Linked DNA regions of Homo sapiens: regions 2, 3 and 4 are each linked to region 1. A link is a loop called in an ENCODE intact Hi-C map of the cell type or tissue named here. Cell type or tissue: PC-9. All regions are shown on one strand. Region 1 has its middle 48 kb from the start of SHISAL1. Region 2 has its middle 5.3 kb from the start of LINC01656. Region 3 has its middle 15 kb from the start of RTL6. Region 4 holds the start of LOC105373059 (a long non-coding RNA gene).

What was found. Peaks named below come from ENCODE experiments on the same cell type or tissue, not always from the same donor. Only the 100,000 strongest peaks of a DNase experiment are listed, where the experiment ranks them.
Region 2: it touches region 1 in a loop (10-fold over the local background); 9 of 110 quality-filtered maps call a loop at or near these places.
Region 3: it touches region 1 in a loop (4-fold over the local background); 16 of 110 quality-filtered maps call a loop at or near these places.
Region 4: a loop joins it to region 1, with 2.9 times the contacts of the local background. A loop is called at or near these places in 4 of 110 quality-filtered maps.

What each region holds. Positions count from the first base shown.
Region 1 is chr22:44,358,567-44,363,566 of GRCh38, forward strand. No RefSeq gene overlaps it. Among named protein-coding and RNA genes, the nearest start is that of SHISAL1, 48 kb to the left of the region's middle. In PC-9, a CTCF peak has its summit at 2,032; DNase peaks (open chromatin) are centred at 2,365, 2,655, 3,085 and 4,835; H3K4me3 peaks cover 1,181 bases; H3K27ac peaks cover 4,005 bases.
Region 2 is chr22:44,446,126-44,451,125 of GRCh38, forward strand. No RefSeq gene overlaps it. Among named protein-coding and RNA genes, the nearest start is that of LINC01656, 5.3 kb to the left of the region's middle. RefSeq lists enhancers at 1,879-2,542, 2,722-3,921, 3,390-3,529. In PC-9, no CTCF peak of the experiment used is centred here; DNase peaks (open chromatin) are centred at 536, 2,486, 3,416 and 4,506; H3K4me3 peaks cover 842 bases; H3K27ac peaks cover 4,830 bases.
Region 3 is chr22:44,480,466-44,485,465 of GRCh38, forward strand. It overlaps the pseudogene MRPS18CP6. Among named protein-coding and RNA genes, the nearest start is that of RTL6, 15 kb to the right of the region's middle. In PC-9, no CTCF peak of the experiment used is centred here; DNase peaks (open chromatin) are centred at 2,046 and 2,546; H3K27ac peaks cover 2,381 bases.
Region 4 is chr22:44,548,854-44,553,853 of GRCh38, forward strand. LOC105373059 (a long non-coding RNA gene) reads right to left here and starts at 757. Exons shown (of 3, transcript XR_938300.2): 1 at 559-757. RefSeq lists an enhancer at 1,598-2,125. In PC-9, no CTCF peak of the experiment used is centred here; DNase peaks (open chromatin) are centred at 1,948 and 2,588; H3K4me3 peaks cover 1,859 bases; H3K27ac peaks cover 3,562 bases.

The DNA.
Region 1 (5,000 bases):
GGAATGTCAAGCTTGCTCTAAACCAGGACATGGACTGAGATTTCAGGGCTGAGCAGTTTCGGGGGGATGGTTAAGCTGGTGGAGGGCTAAGGGGTATGTGTTAAAGAGAAAAATTGCACCTGACCCGTGTTTAAAAATGGCAAAGAAGACTTTACCAAAGATGATTGTAACAGCGAACAGAGTTTGAACTCAACCTTGAAGACAGGAAGGACAGCTGGAAATTTATGGCCAAGGAGCAGAGTGAGGGGCAGTGGATGGAAAATTACTCAGAAGGACTAGATTTGACATCAAGGGTAGAGGACTTCCTGCTACCCAGGCCCGGTGGGATTCTTGCTAAAGGGACAAGGACTTAACGATCAAGAGTGGGAGAGAGGAACTTGATCTGAGATCAAGGGTGGGGGATTCTCTCCCTGAACTGACTTAGCGGGATTCTTTGCCAGCCAAGGTCAAGGCCTGTGCCAGAAGAGGGCTCAGAGACACCTGGCTAAAGTTTGGTCGAGGACGGCGCTCTGTCACGTGGAGGGGGAGACACTTAGGAGCAGGAGGTTGCGCACCACAGTGTGAATGTCCAAGTCTCCCCAGGGACGTGGCAGGGCTTCGAGGTATCCTAGGAGGTGGTGAGGGGCCGGGACAAATGCCCAGAGCCAGGGGGAGGTGGCGGGGGCACGCTGAGGATCCAGCAGGTACTGGACCCAGAGGTCTGGGGACCCCAGTGTGTGTGACAGACCCGAGGTTCTCAGTCGAAGTTTGGGGTCAGCAGGGGAGGAAAGAGATGCTGAATTAGGTTGGCAGGGTGAGGGCGGCAAAGGGCTCAGTGCTGGGTGTTGCTGAGGCAGTGGCTCAGGCCCCCTTGGTGTCCAGAAGGCATCCTCTGGGTGTCCATCAGGGACAGTACCAGTCCTCCGCTGTAACTGTGTGCACCTTAATGGGAGCCATCTCCCCAGTTTCTTGCTAACAGAACACAGATTTGGTTAGGCGGCAATGTGCCTAGGCCCAGAGGGACCCCAGGATGAGCACCCTGGATGAGGGGTAGACCACACGTGTGGGGACATGCGTGTTACCTGGGCCCCCACCTGCGGTCCAGCAGACCTTGGTGAGGTTGGTGCTTGGGACTCCTCAGCTGCAGAGCTGAGTCCCAGTTCAGCCGCTTCCTGGTGGGGTGAACTCAGCCCTTGCTCAACTCAGCTTCCTAATCCTGAAAACAGGTAGTGAGGACACTTACTCCCCAGAGAGAGTCATGAGGATTTCATGGGCCCAAGCTCGGCCCATGGGGTTAGCGATGATGGCATGCTGCGGGGCTAGCTGGAGAGGAGCCATCCTCCCCATGGGGCTGCATGGGCGTGTGTGCAAAGGGCCAGGGGCAGGCTGGCTGAGGCAGCCTTCAAAGCTATCCGCTGGCCGGGTACAGTGGCTCACACCTGTAATCACAGAACTTTTGGGGGACAAGGAGGGCGGATCACAAGGTCAAGAGATCGAGACTATCCTGGCCAACATGGTGAAACCCCATCTCTATTAAAAATACAAAAAGTAGCTGGGCATGGTGGTGTAAGCCCGTAGTCCCAGCTACTTGGGAAGCTGAGGCAGGAGAATCTCTTGAATCCAGGAGGTTGCAGTGAGCCGAGATCGTGCCACTGCACCCCAGCCTGGCGACAGAAGAAGACTCCGTCGCAAAAAAAAAGCTACCCTGCTTTGCAAAAGCTCTCTCACCTTGGCTCCTGCCAATCCCCTCACTGCCTGCAGGACACAGGCTTCCCCCAAGCCTATTCTCATTCCACAGATGAAGAAACCAAGAAAGCGAGGCTCAGAGAGGCAAAGCAGCCCACTTAAGTCTGGCAGCCGGTGAGGAGTACAATGGAGACGCAAGTGTGGGCCTTGCCCTGCCCCACCCGGGGCTGCAGCAGGGTGGGCTGGGAAGGGATTTCTGAGACTGAGAACGGCGTAGGCAAAGGCTCAGAGGCAGGAAGGGGCCTGGAAACCCAGGGCACGCGAATGTTGGGTAGCATGGTGCCGAGCTGGGAAAGGCGCCTCTGGGGAGAGCAGGTCATGCCCAGACTGTGGCCCAGGGTTTCTGTAAATGGAGCTTCGCACAGTAGGCCCACGGCAGCCAGTGTAATTTGGAGAGAAAATTCCAACCGGATGAAAACAAATGTTCTTTGCTACTGCAGCTCCCTGCCCTGCAGGCCATCTCAGGCTGTTACAGCTGGCGGCCGGCTGGAGACTGCGAGCGGCAAGGAATTCGGAGCCAGGGCCAGGGCAGTGCTTCATTCCAGTGGAAACGTGTGCTAGCTGCGGATTTCTGGGTGGTGTGGTATGGGCTGGAGCCGGCTGGCATGGATGGAGGCACGCAAGGACGTGTGGGGGCTAGATCTGTCCCCCCAGGAATCCCACCAGCTTCCGTCATGACTCAGTTCTGGGACAGCCGAGGGCTTAGGAATTGGCTTGGGCTTTGCAGAGCAGACGTGGAAAGGTCAGCTCCACACTGGCCCAGTGTGGAGGCTGGCAGGGCCCAAACCAGAAAGGAAAAGTGGCCTGGCTCTGGCCTCGGTGATCTTGGTGTTCGGGTGTGTGCCGGCGAGCCTGCCTTCTCATCGGGGGGTGTGTGTGCCCCCAGGGCAAGGACTGTGCCCAAATGTGTCATTGTCGAATTCATCCAACAACTTCCGAACAGCAGTTGTGTGCCAAGCCCAAGCGGGCACTGCGGGTGCCAAGGTAAATAGGTCTCAAGTTCTGTCTCCTCCCAGCTCCTTCCAGCACTGGGCTCCCGACTGGCACCGTCAGGCTCTGGAATGAACCAGGCCTGGGTTCAATTCTGCCTCAGCCCTGACTGTGAGAGCCTGGACAAGTCACTGTCTCCCCTAGACCTGGCTTCCCCTGAGAAGGGCAGGGGTAAGGGTGCTGTCGCAGCAGTTACTGGGGTAGTGATCCTGGAGTCTCGAATAACTCAGGCTCTTTAAATCCTAGAACTCTGATGAATCACCCATGCTATGGGCTCGGTTATGGCCCCCAAAATTCATGTGTTGAAATCCTAACTCCCATACCTCCACATGTGGCTGTACCTGGAGACAGGGCCTTTAAAGAGGTGACTAAGTTAGAATGCAGTCAATGGGGTGGGCCCTAATCCAGTAGGACTGGTTTCCTTATAAGAAGAGGAGACTGGGACACAGACACCCACAGAGGGACAATCAGGTGGCCAAAGACACTGGGAGAAGGTGGCATCTACGCACCAAGGAAGAGAGGCCTCAGGAGGAACCACCCAGCTGGGACCTTGGCCTCCTGAGTGGTGAGAAGATGGCTGTCTGTTGTTGAAGCTGCCCCGTCCATCGGTGCTGCCTTGGTATATGGCAACTCGAGCAAAACACAAGCCGCACTGCAGACCTTCTCAGGCTGGAGTCCCCCTGCAGGGTACCCGCCGTGGGCCCCTGGCTGGCAGTTTTACTGGGGTTCAGTTCTAGAGGAGGCAGGGCTCCCAGCCCCAAGCCTGTCCAAGACGATTCTCTACCCAGAGGATCCCAAATGTTTCTCTCAAAGGAATGCCTTCCACCGTCCCTGACAGAGCACAGCCAGGGGTTAGTTATAGCCAGGGGTTAGTTACAGCCAGGAGTTAGTTACAGCCAGGGGTTAGTTATAGCCAGGGGTTAGTTATAGCCAGGGGTTAGTTACAGCCAGGGGTTAGTTATAGCCAGGGGTTAGTTACAGCCAGGGGTTAGTTATAGCCAGGGGTTAGTTATAGCCAGGGGTTAGTTACAGCCAGGGGTTAGTTATAGCCAGGGGTTAGTTACAGCCAGGGGTTAGTTATAGCCAGGGGTTAGTTACAGCCAGGGGTTAGTTACAGCCAGGGGTTAGTTATAGCCAGGGCCCGGCTTCTGCCTCCAGGGACTGTTCTTAGGGACGCTCTAGTTCCAAAGATACTTTCGGCCGTAGCATCCTGGTTGAAAAACCACATAGAGGAACAAGCAGTTGAGTGAGCCCTGGTGGGTCCATTCAATGGAGTCCAAAGTAGCTTACACCAGTTGGTCTGAAAGTTACACCCAGGGAAATGCAGAAGGTGACCGATGCCTATTGAATGACCCTCCAAGCAGCGCCTGGCTCCAAGAAATGCTTTCTGTAAGTTATCTTGTTTATTTTTCTTCCTAAGGAAGCTAGATATTTTTGTCCCTATTTTACACACAAGACTAAAGAACATCTCAAAGGCAGGGATTTGGTCTCCCTCACTTCCCTTCCCAGCACCCAGGACCCAGCACAAGGCTCCATCCAGTTGACCATAGCAGCAAACATGGGCACCCACTGGCTGTGTGCTGGCCACACCCTGAGCCCTTGACATGGGCTGGCTTATACCATGCTCAATGCCCATGGCAAATACTGTGTCAGACCCATTTCACAGATAAAGAATCTGAAGCCCAGAGGGGCTGTGACTTGTCCAAGGTAAACGCCTAGAACGTGGGGGTGCCAGGAGTCACCCCTGGCACTGCTGGGCTCCTAGCCCAAGTGTGCAGACGCTGGCTATCCTGCCTCTCAGCCCACGGTAGTTGAAGGACTGAATGAGCGAGTGGCCCTGCTACGTCCTGGCTGCGGGGTCTGCAGTAAGTCCCCTAGACCTGCTAAGCCCCAGTGTCCTCATCTGTAAAATGGGCTTCCCCCGCTCCCCACCAGGAGCTGCCTTGTGTTGCTGAGAGAGATGTGGCCTGATTCCAGAGACTCGGCCTCGTTGGGTGGACTGCCGGCTTTGTGGGGGCAGGGAGGGCGGGGAGCATGGGGCCATCTGCAGCCCCTGGTGCCTGACTATGAGTGTCTGATGAAGGACCTCACCCTAGGACTTGGGGCCCTCAAGGCATGGTGACTCACCCCGGCTCCTTCCTTCCTCCATGGCCCTGTGTCACTGGCTTAGGAGCCCCCAGCTCAGCAGCCTGCGTGAGCGAGCCCCAAGTGCTCTCAGACCAGCCCAGGCTCACACCCAGGACATGAGGCCACGACGACCACCTGGCACATCCCTCTGCTCGCCA
Region 2 (5,000 bases), 88 kb after region 1:
GGGGGATCTTGGGCAAGATATCCTTGAGGATAAAGATATCCCTTTTTAACTTCAGTTTCTTCATCTGTAAAATGGACAGGATAATACTTATACCTACTTCATAGGATTATTGTGCTGACAAATAAGTGAGTATCATATGCCCAGCACCCACTAAGGTTCAGATGCAATAAATGGTAAGCCGTACTGCCATCATTCAGATGCTCATGAAAGCCTCTGTGTCTGTCACCAGCTAACCATGGTGACCTGAAATGAGCCTTGGAAACCTAGGATGGCAAGGAATGGGTCTAGTTTGTGCCCTGGTGTATTACCAAGACTTTCATAAATGGCATGGGAAAATTACCCCTGAAGATTTATGACCACAAGCCAGCCCTCAAACAAGTTCATAGGGACAATTGACACTTCCAGTTCTGTGTGCAAAAACCTCAGGCTGAGAATTTAGATGAAAATGGCTTTCTCTAGACTTCTCACAAACAAATGCAAATCCCCCTGGAGCAATTAAGGTGACATTCCAACCACAGGAGCATCTTACAGCTGAGAGTCACTAAACACACGAGGAAACAGGGCACCATGAGTAAGAACCAGCACAAACCTCACCTAGCTGAATCAGATCCACAGAGTCCCCAGATAGCAGAATTATCAGATGAGGAATGTAAAATAAGTCTGTTTACTACAATTAAAGACACAAAAAAGAGGAGAGTTCAAAATATGAGTTGGGAACAAGAGATTCTAAAAATGGACCAGGCATGGTGGCTCACGCCAGTAATCCCAGCACTTTGGAAAGCTGAGGCGGGAGGATCACTTGAGGCTAGCAGTTCAAGACCAGTCTGGACCACATGTCAAGACCTCATCTCCATAAAAAATTTCAAAATTAATAGGGCATAGTGGTGCTTGCCTGTAGTCCCAGTTGCCTGGGAGGCTGAGGTGGGAAGATTGCTTGAGCCCAGGAGTTTGAGGCTGCAGTGAGCCGTGATCACACCACATACTCCAGCCTGGGCAATGGAGCAAGACTCTGTTTCTAAAAAATAAATAAAATAAAATAACCAAGAAGATTTGAAATAGAATCAAATAGAATTTGTAGAAATTAATAAAATGGTCATTGTGTAAATTGGTGTGATTACTTTGAAAACAATTTGGCATTATCTAGTAAATGTGAAGATGAGCACTCGTAGTTAGTTCCCTTCAACATTTTTTTTTTTGTTTTCTTTTGAGATGGAGTCTCGAACTGTCGCTCGGGCTGGAGTACTGCAACCTCAGCCTCCTGGGTTCACACAATTCTCCTGCCTCAGCCTCCCTAGTAGCTGCGATTATAGGCGCACACCACCACACAGGGCTAATTTTTGTATTTTTAGTAGAGACGGGGTTTCACTATGTTGGCCAGACGGGTCTCAAACTCCTGACCTTGTGATCCACCCGCCTCAGCCTCCCAAAGTGCTGGGATTACAGGCGTGAGCCTCCGCGCCCGGCCCCTTCAACATTTTTTAGAGAATCTCCTGCCCATGTACACCAGGAGACACATCCCAGATGTTTCTGGGAGCACTGTTTGTAACAGTAAAACAAACACAATGAAACTTTTTTTTGTTTTTGAGATGGAGTCTCGCTCTGTCGCCCAGGCTGGAGTGCAGTGGCGCAATCTCGGCTCACTGCAAGCTCCACCTCCCGGGTTCACGCCATTCTCCTGCCTCAGCCTCCCCAGTAGCTGGGACTACAGGTGCCCGCCACCACACCTGGCTAAAGTTTTTGTATTTTTAGTAGAGACGGGGTTTCACTGTGTTAGCCAGGATGGTCTCGATCTCCTGACCTCGTGATCTGCCCACCTCGGCCTCCCAAAGTGCTGGGATTACAGGCATGAGCCACCGTGGCCAGCCACACTTTTTTAAAAAAAGAAAAGAAAAAAAAGAGGGAAGGGAAGGGAAGGGGAGGGGAGGGGAGGGGAGGGGAGGGGAGGGGAGGAAAAAGAAAAGAATGTTTTCACAGCAGAGGTGTCTAGTCCTGGGAGGGGCTGGTTTGCAAGGGAGTGAGCCCCCCCATCACTGGTGGGAAGGTGAGTTGAGACTGATGACTACTTGTGAGGACGCTGTGCTCTGAGGTCTCATTTGTGCTAAGGTTCCGATAGCTGGCCGGGTACAGGGTCCCTGTCTGATATAACTCCTGAGACCCTGGCTTTGGACCAGGCACAGGGGCCATGCTCCGTGGACATCTGAATGAATGAAAAAAATGAATGAACAAAGTGGTTGCAGGCACCGTACTTCACCGCCCATGCAGACAGCCCTGCCGTCCGGACTCCCAGGGAGCCCTGGCCTGCATTCTCGTCTCCCAGGCATTCTGACTCACACGTTCCCCAGGACATGGAGGGCGTCCAAGTCGTGTGGATGTGTGGCCCTGCAGACTGAGCTGGACTCCTTGAAGAAGAGGACACTGTTGCCCCTCCTCTGCACGCATGTGCCCTCCGCTCTGTTGGCTGGGGTGGAGATGGGGCATCCCCTCTCGGGGTAAGACAGGCCTGGGGGCTGTTGCTGCCAGAGCCACGTCTTTGGCTAATGATTCATACTCTCTGAGCCGAAATCTCATTATTTGCATAATGGAGAAAGGAATACCTCCCCAGAGGGCTGTTGTGGGAACCAGGTGCAATTTTATGGATAAGACAGTTCTATGTAAATGTCAAGGCTGGACCCAGCTGGGGAGTTATGAAGCCCTGCAGGATGGCAAAAGCTGTTTCAAAAAGGCTGCCACGTGTTATCCTACTTAATTCTCAGCACAGCCCAATAACCTAAGTAGGACTGTGATCCCCACGCTACAGAAGTGTAGAATGAGGTTCAAAGAGGTCAGGAACCCAAGCCACACAGGGGCGTGGGACAGCCTCCATACAAAGTCAGGCCAGAGCCTCGCAGGGACCCGTAGTACCGACTGTGTTTGAGGGTCAGCCCCGTGCTTTCTGTTGCTCCAGTCTACCCGCCCCCTGACCTGTCAGCAATGCCTCTGAGAGACGGTGGGCAGAAGGGCAGTCATCCATGGATCCCCGAGCCAGGGCCCTTGCACATGACCTCAGATGAGAGGCCGATGGTGCCAAGGCCTTCTGAGTCAGGCTTGGGTTCAAATTCCTGCTCCACCACTGGGTGATGAAGTACAGGACCTCCTTCCCGCGTGGTTAGAGGGCACTCCGCACCCTGTCCATCCTGGTAAGTCACTTACTTTGGCCAATGGAATCAAGTGAATGCCATGTGACCAAAGGCCTTAAGAGTGCCCTTGAGGTTTGCACTCCGGTGATCGGCCCCGAGATCGGCTGGAGCAGCCTGGGCCAGGAGCTGACCCAGACCCGTCCCTGTCGACCGCACACAGGCCGAGGTTGAGTCACCCGGGCAAAGCCAGTTGGGATCAGCGGAACCACAGTCAACCTGCAGACCCGGAAAAGGGGAAATCACATGCCTGCTGTGCGTGCTGCCCAGGCCTGGGGTGTCTGTGAAACTGGCTTAGTTTGGAAATTCCTGACTCATTCTCTGAACTGCTGATTCATTCTCTGAGCTTCGGCATCTTTGTCTATTAAATGCTCCCTCCTTTCAGGGTTCCTGGAGCATGATCCGAATCAACCATGCTTCCTTTGAAACCCCAGGGTCGCCTGCAGAACAGATCTGCTACATGGGTGCATGTAGCCCCCCCACGCTGGAGGCTCTTTCTCTGCATGTCTGTCTCCCCTGAGGGACCAGGCCGTGCTCAAGGCAGGGCTGGATGGGCCCACATCCCTGCCCAGTGCCTGGCCCAGAGCCTGGCTTGGAGAAGGCGCCCAGGAAATGTCAGGTCCTTGCCACCAATAACCCTGCCTTTTAGGGCATTGTGTGGGGTCCGTCCATTGTTGAATCTGGAAGAACCCCCGGTGCTGTGGGGCCATCCCTCCTCCCTGAGCATGCGGGCACAGGTGCCAGGGCTGCCCATGCTGCATGAGGATTACAGGAATCCTGAAAGCAAAGGCTCGGCTTTGGGGTGGCTGTGGAGGGTGTGGCTTTAGCAGACTGGGAATCCTTTACATCCCAAACCCAGGACGCAAGCAAGGCTGGGTGTTCATAGCCTCAGCACACTGGGGCCTGGTGTCACCCTCAGCCCGGCCATCTACAGAGTCAGAATGCACCAGCCAGGGCAGCAGACAGAGCAAAAAAGACCAGGAAAGAGCCCATAAACTGGGGGTAGCATCCGGACCGTGGAACCGGCCGCCACCAGCATGAGTGGAATGGTCACCAAGAGCTATGAGGTCCCAGGGGGACTGCCTGGTCTGTTTCATCCCCTGCACACATCGCACATCAGGAAACTGAAGCTCAGGAAGGGCATGGCATGGCACATGTGAAGCCTCGGCTCAGCCAGCGACAGACTAGATGGGACAGGATCCACCAGGCTCACCCACAGGTTGATCAGTGTGCAGGGTCTCAGAGTCCAGTCTGAGCAGCCTTAGCTGGGACTGTCCATGCCATCCTGTCCAGCGGCCCCTCCCAAGTCCTGGAGGGAAGGCCACCTGCTCTGAGGGTGGGGTCGGGATGGTGACGGTGAGTCACAGTTGCCACCAGGCCAAAGAGACAGCCTCTATGTGGCCTTTCCCAGGCTGCGGGATGACAGGAGCCATGCCCTGGTGGCAACCGCTCCATGTCTGCAAGCTTCGAGATCGCCGTGCAATTCCAATCTGGGAAGGCCCCTTATAAGGAATTCCATTCTGGAAAGTCGCCGCCAAGCCAATCACTGAATCAAAAGGAGGAAGTCAACCTCTTCGGGTGGATTAAACCAAAGAGACATCCTGGGTACCTGTTATATGCTGGACACTCTTCTAGACTTGCTATTTAAACATGGATTCTTATGAGACAGGCATGATTATCCCCATTTTACTGATGAGAAAACTGAGTCCCAAAGAGGTGAAATAACTTGCCCAGGACGAAGTAGTAATATGAAAATGGAGATCTGTCCTGATTGTTCATTCATTCATTCATTCAATATATTTTTGTGTCTGATCTATGCCAGACACT
Region 3 (5,000 bases), 120 kb after region 1:
ACAGAATGGCCTGAACTGGGGAGGCAGAGCTTGCAGTGAGCCGAGATCACGCCACTGCACTCCAGCCTGAGCAATAGCACAAGAATCTGTCTCAAAAAAAAAAAAAAAAGAAGACAGAGAAGCATATTCTAATTAACTAGTTTAAGAGGAACTTAAGCTAAATTTCCTTAGACATCCTAAATGGACATTGGCCCTTTTCACATTCTGAGAAAATTTCTCAGGAAAAAAAAAAAAAAAAAGAAGCAGGGAAATTTACTTAATCCATTACTTCCCAGGTTTCATTGCTGTGGAACACGGTTTCTTACTGACACCGGTGACAATCTAAGAAGCGTATTTTGTAATGTGTAAATTAAAATGTGGCTCCTTCCTCACTTATTAGGAGCTGCTGGCATTGGAAGAAGAAATGGTGAAACTGTAATGAGAAATTAATGAATAAGAAAGAAAACTGAGAGAATACTTTAAACCAACAGCTGATGCTTTAAAAATAAATAAGTTCAACAGTTAGTCTCTGACAAATCTAATCAATAAAAAAAAGAAAACAGATTAAATTAAGCAGAAGAAAGAGGGTGTGATCAATGCAGAGAGGATTCTCAAAGCCTGAGATGAAACTACGCACGGTTCTATGCTGATCAATTAGAAAATCTCCATGAAATGGACAGGTTTCTGTTCCCTCCCCAAATGATTAAAGCAGAAGTAGCTTATCTGGGAAAAAAATGCTATTTCCCATCTCTGGTACCCAGTGCCAGAAATTCCAGTCAATTAGACTTAATAAGTTGAGGGAGTGAGCTTCCTCAAGCAGGAGAGACAGACACTCTTATCTGCCAAGGACATGTTTATCTAGCTAGATCATGAATAATTGAGAAGTAGAGTCACAGGAAAAAAGGACAAAACCCAGCACGAGTCAGATAGAGACTGTCAAGGTAAATGTGATAAAATTAAACTAAGTAGCTATAACAAGAGATGTATAAGACCTGTTTGAAGGAAAATACAAAACTTGATTGTGGAACAGGGTTGAAACTGGAAGGAGACAAATGTCAGAGAGCACTTCCTCTCCACAGTGACCCTGCAGTTGCACAGCCACATGAGTGTGTACAACCTTCAACGGAGCATGTGTATTTACATGCAGTGCGATCTTCCCTTGGTATCTGCAGGGTTGGTTCCAGGACACACCTCCACCCCCACAGAATCTGAAGATGCTCAGGTCCCTTACTTAATGGTGCAGTATTTGCATATAACTGACACACACCCTCCAGTATACTTTAAATCATCTCTAGATTACTTATAATACCTGATGCCATGTCAATGCTATGTAAATAGTTGTTATACTGTATTGCTTTTTTTTTTTTTTTCTTGAGACAGAGTCCCGCCCAGGCTGGAGTGCAGTGGCGCGATCTCGGCTCACTGCAAACTCCGCCTCCAGGGTTCACGCCATTCTCCTGCCTCAGCCTCCCGAGTAGCTGGGACTACAGGCACCCACCACCACGCCCGGCTAATTTTTTGTATTTTTAGTAGAGACGGGGTTTCACCGTGTTAGTCAGGATGGTCTCAAACTCCTGACCTCGTGATCCACCTGTCTCGGCCTCCCAAAGTGCTAGGATTACAGGCATGAGCCACCGCGACTGGCCTTTTTTTTTTTTTTTTTTTTTTTGAGAGAGTCTCTCTCTGTCACCCAGGCTGGAGTGCAGTGGTGTGATCTCAGCTGACTGCAACCTCCACCTTCTGGGTTCAAGGGATCCTCCTGCCTCAGCCTCCCAAGTAGCTGGGATTACAGGCACCCACCACCACACTCAACTAATATTTTGTATTTTTAGTAGAGACGGGGTTTCACCACGTTGGCCAGGCTGGTCTCAAACTCCTGACCTCAAGTGATGCACCTGCCTTGGCCTCCCAAAGTGCTGGGATTACAGGCGTGAGCCACCGTGCCCAGCCTCTTAATTGTTTTTAAAAAGTCAGCTGAGGCTTAGCATGTAGAAAGCCACAAAAGAACACCACTCCTAACCTAACGGTGAGTAAAGGTACAAAACTGGAATTTTTCTTGAGCCCATGAGAGAGCTAAGATTACAAGGAAGTAAATTCCAAATAGTGCCCAGCCCCATCGAGGAGAGATAAGACAAGGCACATGAATTGTGGCGCTGTTAGCAGAGCATGAGAAAACATAGGGCTGCTGGAAAGACAGAAAAGGAGCAAATGGCTAAAATAGTAACAAATTCCTATGGGCTGAATATGGGATACTGTGACCCTCTGGAATAAGTGGGAATCCAGACCCTAGCGGAGGTCATCTCAGTCCCCTACAAACTCTTTCCCTCCTCTGAGTGCTCACTGGGAATATTGGAGACAGGCAGGACAGCATCAAAAGCTGCCACTTCTTTGATGCACAAACATGAAAAACAACACCTTTTCCCAGACCCTTCACTTATATAAAACAAGAGCTCCAGGCCACTGGGGGAAGGGCAGGAAATCCTCCCAAGGCCCACAAAGATCCATAGCTTCTGGGGAATAGAAACAAAAGATAGTTTTCATCTTAAGAAACTTGAGGGCCAGGCGCAGTGGCTTATGCCTGTAATCCCGGCACTTTGAGAGGCCGAGGTGGGTGAATCATCTGAGGTCAGGAATTTGAGACCAGCCTGGCCAAAATGGTGAAACCCCATCTCTACTAAAAATACAGAAATTAGCCAAGCATGATGGTTTGCACCTGTAATCCCAGCTACTTGGGAGGCTGAGGCAGGAGAATCACTTGAACCCGGGAGGTAGAGGTTGCAGTGAGCCGAGATCGCACCATTGCACTCTAGCTTGGGCGACAAGAGCAAAACTCCGTCTCAAAAAAAAAAGAAAGAAAATAAATGAAATTTGAGGCTGGGCGTGATGGCTCACACCTGTAATCCCAGCACTTCGGGAGGCCTGGGTGTGAGGATTGCTTAAGGCCAGGAGTTTGAGATCAACCTGGGCAACACAGCAAGACCCCATCTGAATTTTTTTTAACTGTAAAATAAGTTTATTGGTGGTAACGTGATAGAATTTATTCCCAACATCTGATATTACAAACTTTAGGGTCCTTGAGATATGCAGATCCTTGTATGTAACTGGCATAAATCCCATTATTTGAGCTCTCTTAATTGCTTCTGTGATTTCTTTCTGTTTCTTCCCACAAAGACCTATAATGTACCTTCCATAAATGCCTCCAGTAAATGGAGAAATAAAGTGGGACAAGAGCTGTACATTCTTATCATCTACACGCTTTCCACACAAGATACAATTCTTTTTTTCTTTTTTCTGTTTGAGACAGAGTCTTGCCCTTGTCACCCAGGCTGGAGTGCAGTGCATTATTTGAGTTGTTTTTCTCATTCAGATACAAAAGTTTCTTCTAGATGGCTCGGGGTAGCTGGCATGCTAAGGGTACTTCGCTCTCACACTCCACTCTCCATGCCCTAAAAGCTCCCTCAGCACTGACGGCACCAGTGTCTTCTCTTCTTTTCCTATTTAATAGCTTTGTTGTTTGTGATTTTCATAATTTAAGTGAATTATGTGTAACGAGTTTATTGAGGAACCTCAACTTGTTGAGACTATAAATAGACGCAATTTTATTTCTTGCCAACTCCAATCCATATGGGATCTGTTGAAGCTCTCTTTCCTGCTAGGTAGGAGGTCCCTTAATGACATCTTGGCCAGATTCCAAGGTTTTCTTCTCATTTTCTTTTTTTTTTTTTTTTTTTTTTTTTTTGTTGAAAAGGAGTCTCGCTCTGTCTCCCAGGCTGGAGTGCAGTGGCGTGATCTCTGCTCACTGCAAGCTCCACCTCCCGGGTTCCAGCCATTCTCCTGCCTCAGCCTCCCCAGTAGCTGGGACTACAGGCGCCCGCCACCACGCCCAGCTAATTTTTTTTGTATTTTTTAGTAGAGACAGGGTTTCACCGTGTTAGCCAGGATGGTCTCGATCTCCTGACCTCGTGATCCGCCCGCCTCGGCCTCCCAAAGTGCTGGGATTACAGGGGTGAGCCACCGCGCCCAGCTGGTTTTCTTTTCATTTTCGTCTTTAGAACAGCCTCTTGGTGTTTAAGACTAAGCCCTGTCTATTTCTAAAGAATGTTCAGCTCAAACACAATTCAAGACTTGTGGCCAGAGTTCTCTGTGGCTCTTGCGGCTTGGAGGAGCGGGAAAGGGCCCCTCTGGACTCAACGAAACTGTTTGCCTCACCAGGCTGTGTTTATTCACGTGTTGGGATGGCTCAGAGAGGGCGCAGGGAGAGGGCCCTGGCAGGGTGGTGGCCTCTCCCACTTTCCCATCCACCGCTGAGCATGAGAAGATGTCGGCTCCCACCTGGGCCCTCCCAGGTGGCTCTGGTCCATGATTTCACCTGGCCTCCTCTCCTGGCTGGCCCTGGCTGGTGGTGGTCACACCGCAGTGCTCTGATGCATGAATTCTTGTGTGCTCCCCACCATGGGGATCCCACAACACCGTGGTTCCCTGTCTCATCCACCTTCCTGGGGCAGCAGGCAACTGGAGGGTGGGGATCCAGCTTCCATAGATTCTGGAAAAGGAAACTAAAGGGGTTGATGCTGGCTCCCCTTGAATGAGAAACCTCCTCTCCCTCTGAGTCCCTTAACCCATGGTTCATGGGATGAAGGCAGGTGGGGAGTCCACTGGCCAACCAGACATGACCAGAATGCACTTGTCCCCATCTCAGAGGTGCCTTCAACCTACATGAAGTTCTCAAAGCCCACTCTCCCCTAGCTTTCTCCTATGAAGGAGAAAACAGTACTTACCACCAAGCCTCCATGGTAGCCCCCGGACAGATCACTCCCACAGTCCCATCTTCTGCACGTAAGGACTCACACCTGGTGTTTTTTGGGGGGTTTTGGTTTCTGAAATTTTTTTTTTTTTTTGAGACGGAGTCTCACTCTGTCACCCAGGCTGAAGTGCAGTGGCGTGATCTCGGCTCACTGCAATGTCCGCCTCCAAGGTTCAGGTGATTCTCCTGCCTCAGCCTCCCGAGTAGGTGGGATTAC
Region 4 (5,000 bases), 190 kb after region 1:
TGCTGGTCTAATCCACCCACTTTATTTTACAGATGGGAAAAGTAAAACACAGAGAGGTTAATGAACTTGGTCAAGGTCACACAGAGGCGTGAGAGTTTGGAGTTCTCTGTGAAGCTGAGCTGCTTCACAGGTTTACAGAAAAAATCTGAAGTTCCACTCATGGCAAAGAAAACTTCTGAGCGGTAGGCCTCTCTTGCTGGGATTGAAAGCAACTGAGGCTGAGCGATCTGCAGGTGTCTGCCTGAGAACAAGGGTGGCTTCTCCCACCAACGGGCTTCTTAGAGAAAGGAGAAACACAGAGGTGGTCAGCAGTGAGGACCATGGGCCTCAAGGCAGTGAGAGCCCGGCTCGGGCCCCAGGCCGTAACTCATATCTGAGGATCACAGAGACAGGAGGGAGCAGACGTTGACCCTCTCCTTCCCCACCTTCACTCCCCACAGCAGTAAATTAGAGATCAGGTGGCGACTTGCCGAGTTGATGCAAGAATGCAGTGTGATGTCTGTTACCGACCAGGTCAGAACCCAGCTCAAACTGACTTAAGGAAAAAGTGCAACTTACTGGCTCCTAAAATGCAGAGGGCCCTGGATTGACCAGCTTCAGGCATGGCTTGACCCAGATTCTCTTGTGATGCCAACAGGGTCTCCCCTTCCTTCACCCTGACAGGGTCAGGAGAATCGCTTGAACCCAGGAGCAGAGGTTGCCGAGAGCCGAGATAGTACCACTGCACTCCACCCTGGGTGACAGGGTGAAACTCAGGCTGAAAAAGAAAAGAAAAAGAATCAATCATCAGTGTTCACATCGCAATGACTATGAAAATGCTATTCACAGCTGATCGCAGAGTACACTATGCTATGTACACTTCCTTAAACAACATTTTGTCTTTCTGAAGTTAATATTCTTTGCTTTGTTTTGTTCTTAGCTTGTTCCCAAGTTCCTGTTACCAAACTCCCTATCAATTGTCTACCCCTCGAAGCATTCCCTTCTCGAAGCTCTCCCCTGGGGCCCCCAGCAGGCTCAGGCTCTCGCCAGACTGTGGTCCACAGTGCCTCGGTGCAAGCTGGTGCCCCAGATGCTCCTTCTCCTCTTTCCTGAGTGGGAGTGTCTGTGTCCATTGTCCTATATCCATTGTCATACAAGCCCATACAAAGTGTTTGCTATATTGCAAAACTCGAAATATCTTTTTTTTTTTTTTGAGAAGGAGTATCGCTCTGTTGCCAGGCTGGAGTGCAATGGAACAATCTTGGCTCACTGCAGTCTCTGCCTCCCAGGTTCAAGCGATTCTCCTGCCTCAGCCTCCCGAGTAGCTGGGACTACAAGAGCACAACACCACGCCCAGCTAATTTTTTTTTTTTTTTTTTTTTTGAGACAGCGTATCACTCTGTCGCCCAGGCTAGAGTGCAGTGGCGTAATCTTGGCTCACTGCAACCTCTGCCTCCCGGGTTCACGCCATTCTCCTGCCTCAGCCTCCCGAGTAGCTAGGACTACAGGCGCCTGCCACCACACCTGGCTTTTTTTTTTTTTTTTTTTTTTTTTGTATTTTTAGTAGAGACGGGGTTTCACCGTGTTAGCCAGGATGGTCTTGATCTCCTGACCTCGTGATCCACCTGCCTCCCAAAGTGCTGGGATTACAGGCGTGAGCCACCGCGCCTGGCCCACGTCCAGCTAATTTTTGTATTTTTAGTAGAGACGGGGTTTCACCATGTTGGCCAGGATGGTCTTGATCTCTTGACCTCGTGATCTGCCTGCCTTGGCCTCCGAAAGTGCTGGGATTACGGGTGTGCGCCACCGTGCCCAGCCTCGAAATATCTTTATTCTACTCTCCTAGCTGATCAGTGGCTTGAGTGGTTATCCTAGGCCCAGTTCAGTCCAGGAAGAGAAGCCACAATGAGCATTGTGGGAGGAGGGGCCCATCATAGGAATGAGACCTTGCACAATCCTAGGAAGAGCAGGGGAGCGGAGCTGGGGAGGAGGGGAGCGGGAGAGTCAGGAAAGACTCAGCAGCCAGCCCTCCTGAAGCCTGGGGCAGGAGGCCAGCTCGGAGCTTGCAGGAAAGTCATGAGAAAGTCACGCACATCCAGCTGCACGGGTCAGGGCGCCGGGGGAGGTCTGGCCAAGAGGCTGCAGGAGCTGCTGCCTCTGCAGCTGCCACCTCTGTGGGGAAGCCCAGGGCCACTGTCGGGGCAGCAGGGTCAACGGTGGGGAGCATGAGCAGGACCCAGGGTGAGGAAGAGTGCGGACACCCTGGAACTCACGGAGCACCTGTGCAGCGGTCTCTCCCCATCTCCGATCACAAAGTCGCTCAGAGGAGCGCAGCCTGCTTGCTTTTGCCTGCCAACAGCCCGCGAGTTGTCAGCCTGCCATCTAAACAAACCCCTTCTCACTATATTTAACTTCCTAATAAAGACAGCAATGAAATCAGGCTGCTTCCTCACACGATGCAACTGTTCCTTATTAAAATCGAAAGTGCACTAACCTTCTACCCTCCCAGCCTCAAAAAGAGACTTTCTCCATCTGCGAAGGGGGCAATCCCCCTTCTGGCTGAGTCACTCCCTCTTTGACATCCTGTGACTTAAGTATCAAGACGTAAGGCCAGTCACGATGAACACAGCTTATGTGAGATAGCAGGGGAATGGAAGAAGGAAATGATAATTGGTTAATATGGGGGCCGGGCGTGGTGGCTCATGCCTGTAATCCCAGCACTTTGAGAGGCTGAGACAGGTGGATCATCTGAGGTTAGGGGTTCAAGACCAGCCTGGCCAACATGGTGAAACCCCATCTCTACTAAAAATACAAAAATTAGCTGGGCGTGGTGGCAGGTGCCTGTAATCCCAGCTATTCGAGAGGCTGAGGCAGGAGAATCACTTGAACCTGGGAGGCGGAGGTTGCAGTGAGCCGAGATCACACCATTGCACTCCAGCCTGGGCGATAAGAGCAAAATTCCTTCTAAATAATCATAATAATAATTGGTTAATGTGATTGAAAATGTTAGTAACAACAGCATAAAGTGTGAGTACTCCTAACTGACCCCCTTCCCTTCCACCACCGCTCACATGGCTGTGCCTGGTGTGTAGGGCCTCCTCTCCTGTATTCATCCGGTATTTCCTCTGCCCAAAGCAAGCACTGCAGCTGGATTCCTTGTCTAGTGTGGTGACTATGCCTTTGGTGATCCCTGGCATTGCTATTGTCATTGTTTTGGGGCGCCAAAAACCACGGCAAACTTAATGGAGGAATATCGTGTGTTCTCTAAGGGTTCCGCCCACCCATCTTTCCCTTGTCTCTCTTCCTCTCCTCAGGCCTCTTTATTCCCTGGGACACAGTAATATTAAAAATAGGCCAATTATAACCTTACAATGGCCTTTAAGTTTTCAATGAAAGGAGGAGTCCACATCCCTCCCTTTAAATCAAAAGTTAGAAATGGCTAAGCTTGGTGAGGAAGGCATGTGAAAAGCTTGAGACAGGCCAAAAGCTGGGGCTCTTGAGCCAGTTAGCCAGATTGTGAATGCAAAGAAAAAGTCTCACTCTGTTGCCCAGGCTGGAGTGCAGTGGAGCGATCTCAGCTCATTGCAACCTCTACTTCCCAGGTTCAAGCGATTCTCCTGCCTCTGCCTCCCAAGTAGCTGAGATTACAGGCACGTGCCACCACGCCAGGCTAATTTTTGTATTTTTAGTAGAGATGGAGTTTCACCTGTTGGCCAGGCTGGTCTTGAACTACTGACCTCAGGTGATTCGCCTGCCTCAGCCTCCCAAAGTGCTGGGATTACAGGTGTGAGCCACCGTGCCCGGCCAAGAAAAAGTTATTGAAGGAAATTAAAAGTGCTACTCCAAGCCGGGCACAATGGCTCACACCTGTAATCCTAGCACTTTGGAAGGACGAGGTGGGTGGATCACCTGAGGTCAGGAGTTCGAGACCAGCCTGGCCAACACGGTGAAACCCTGTCTCTACTAAAAATACAAAAATTAGCTGGGCCTGGTGGCGCATGCCTGTAATCCCAGCTACTTGGGAGGCAGAGGCGGGAGGATCGCTTGAACTTGGGAAGTGAAGGTTGCAGTGAGCTGAGATTGCACCACTGCACTCAAGCCTGGTTGACACAGTGAGACTCCTCTCCGGAAACAAACAAAAAAAAAAAGTGCTACTCCAGTGAACATAGAATGCTAAGAAATTGAAACAGCCTTCTTGCTGATGTGAAATTTGAGTGACGTGGATTGGCAGATCCCAGCAGCCACAGCATGTTAAGGAAAGAGGCCGTCTCCTTAACGTAAAAGCATAACGTGGAGCAGCAAGTGCTGATGGAGTAGCTGCAGCAAGTTATCCAGAAGATCCAGCTGAGATCATCGATGCAGGTGGCTACACTAAACAACTGATTTCCAATGTAAATAAAATAGCCTTCTATTGGAAGAAAATGTCATCTAGTGTATAGCTAGAGAAGAGAAGTCAATGGTTAGCTTTGAAGCTTCAGAGGACAGATCGACTCTCTTGCGAGGGGCTAGTGAAGCTGGTGACTTTAAGTAGAAGCCAATGTTAATTTGCGATTCTGAAAACCTTGAAAATTCTAGGACCCTTAAGAATGATGCTATACCAGCCGGGTGCGGTGGCTCACAGCTGTAATCCCAGCACTTTGGGAGGCCGAGGTGGGCAGATCACCTGAGGTCAGGAGTTCGGGATGAGCCTGGCCAACATGGTGAAACCCCGTCTCTGCTAAAAATACAAAAATTAGCCAGGCATGGTGGCAGGGACCTGTAGTCCCAGCTACTGGGGAGGCTGAGGCAGGAGAATTGCTTGAACCCGGGAGGCGGGGGTTGCGATGAGCCGAGATCACGCCATTACACTCTAGCCTAGGCAACAGAGAGAGACTCCGTCTCAAAAAAAAAAAAAAAAAGAAGAAGAAGGATGCTATATCTACTTTGCCTGTGTGCTCTATACATGGAACAACAAAGCCTGGTGACAGCACATCTGTTTACAGAATGGCTTGCTACATATTTGAAGCCCACTGTTGAGACCT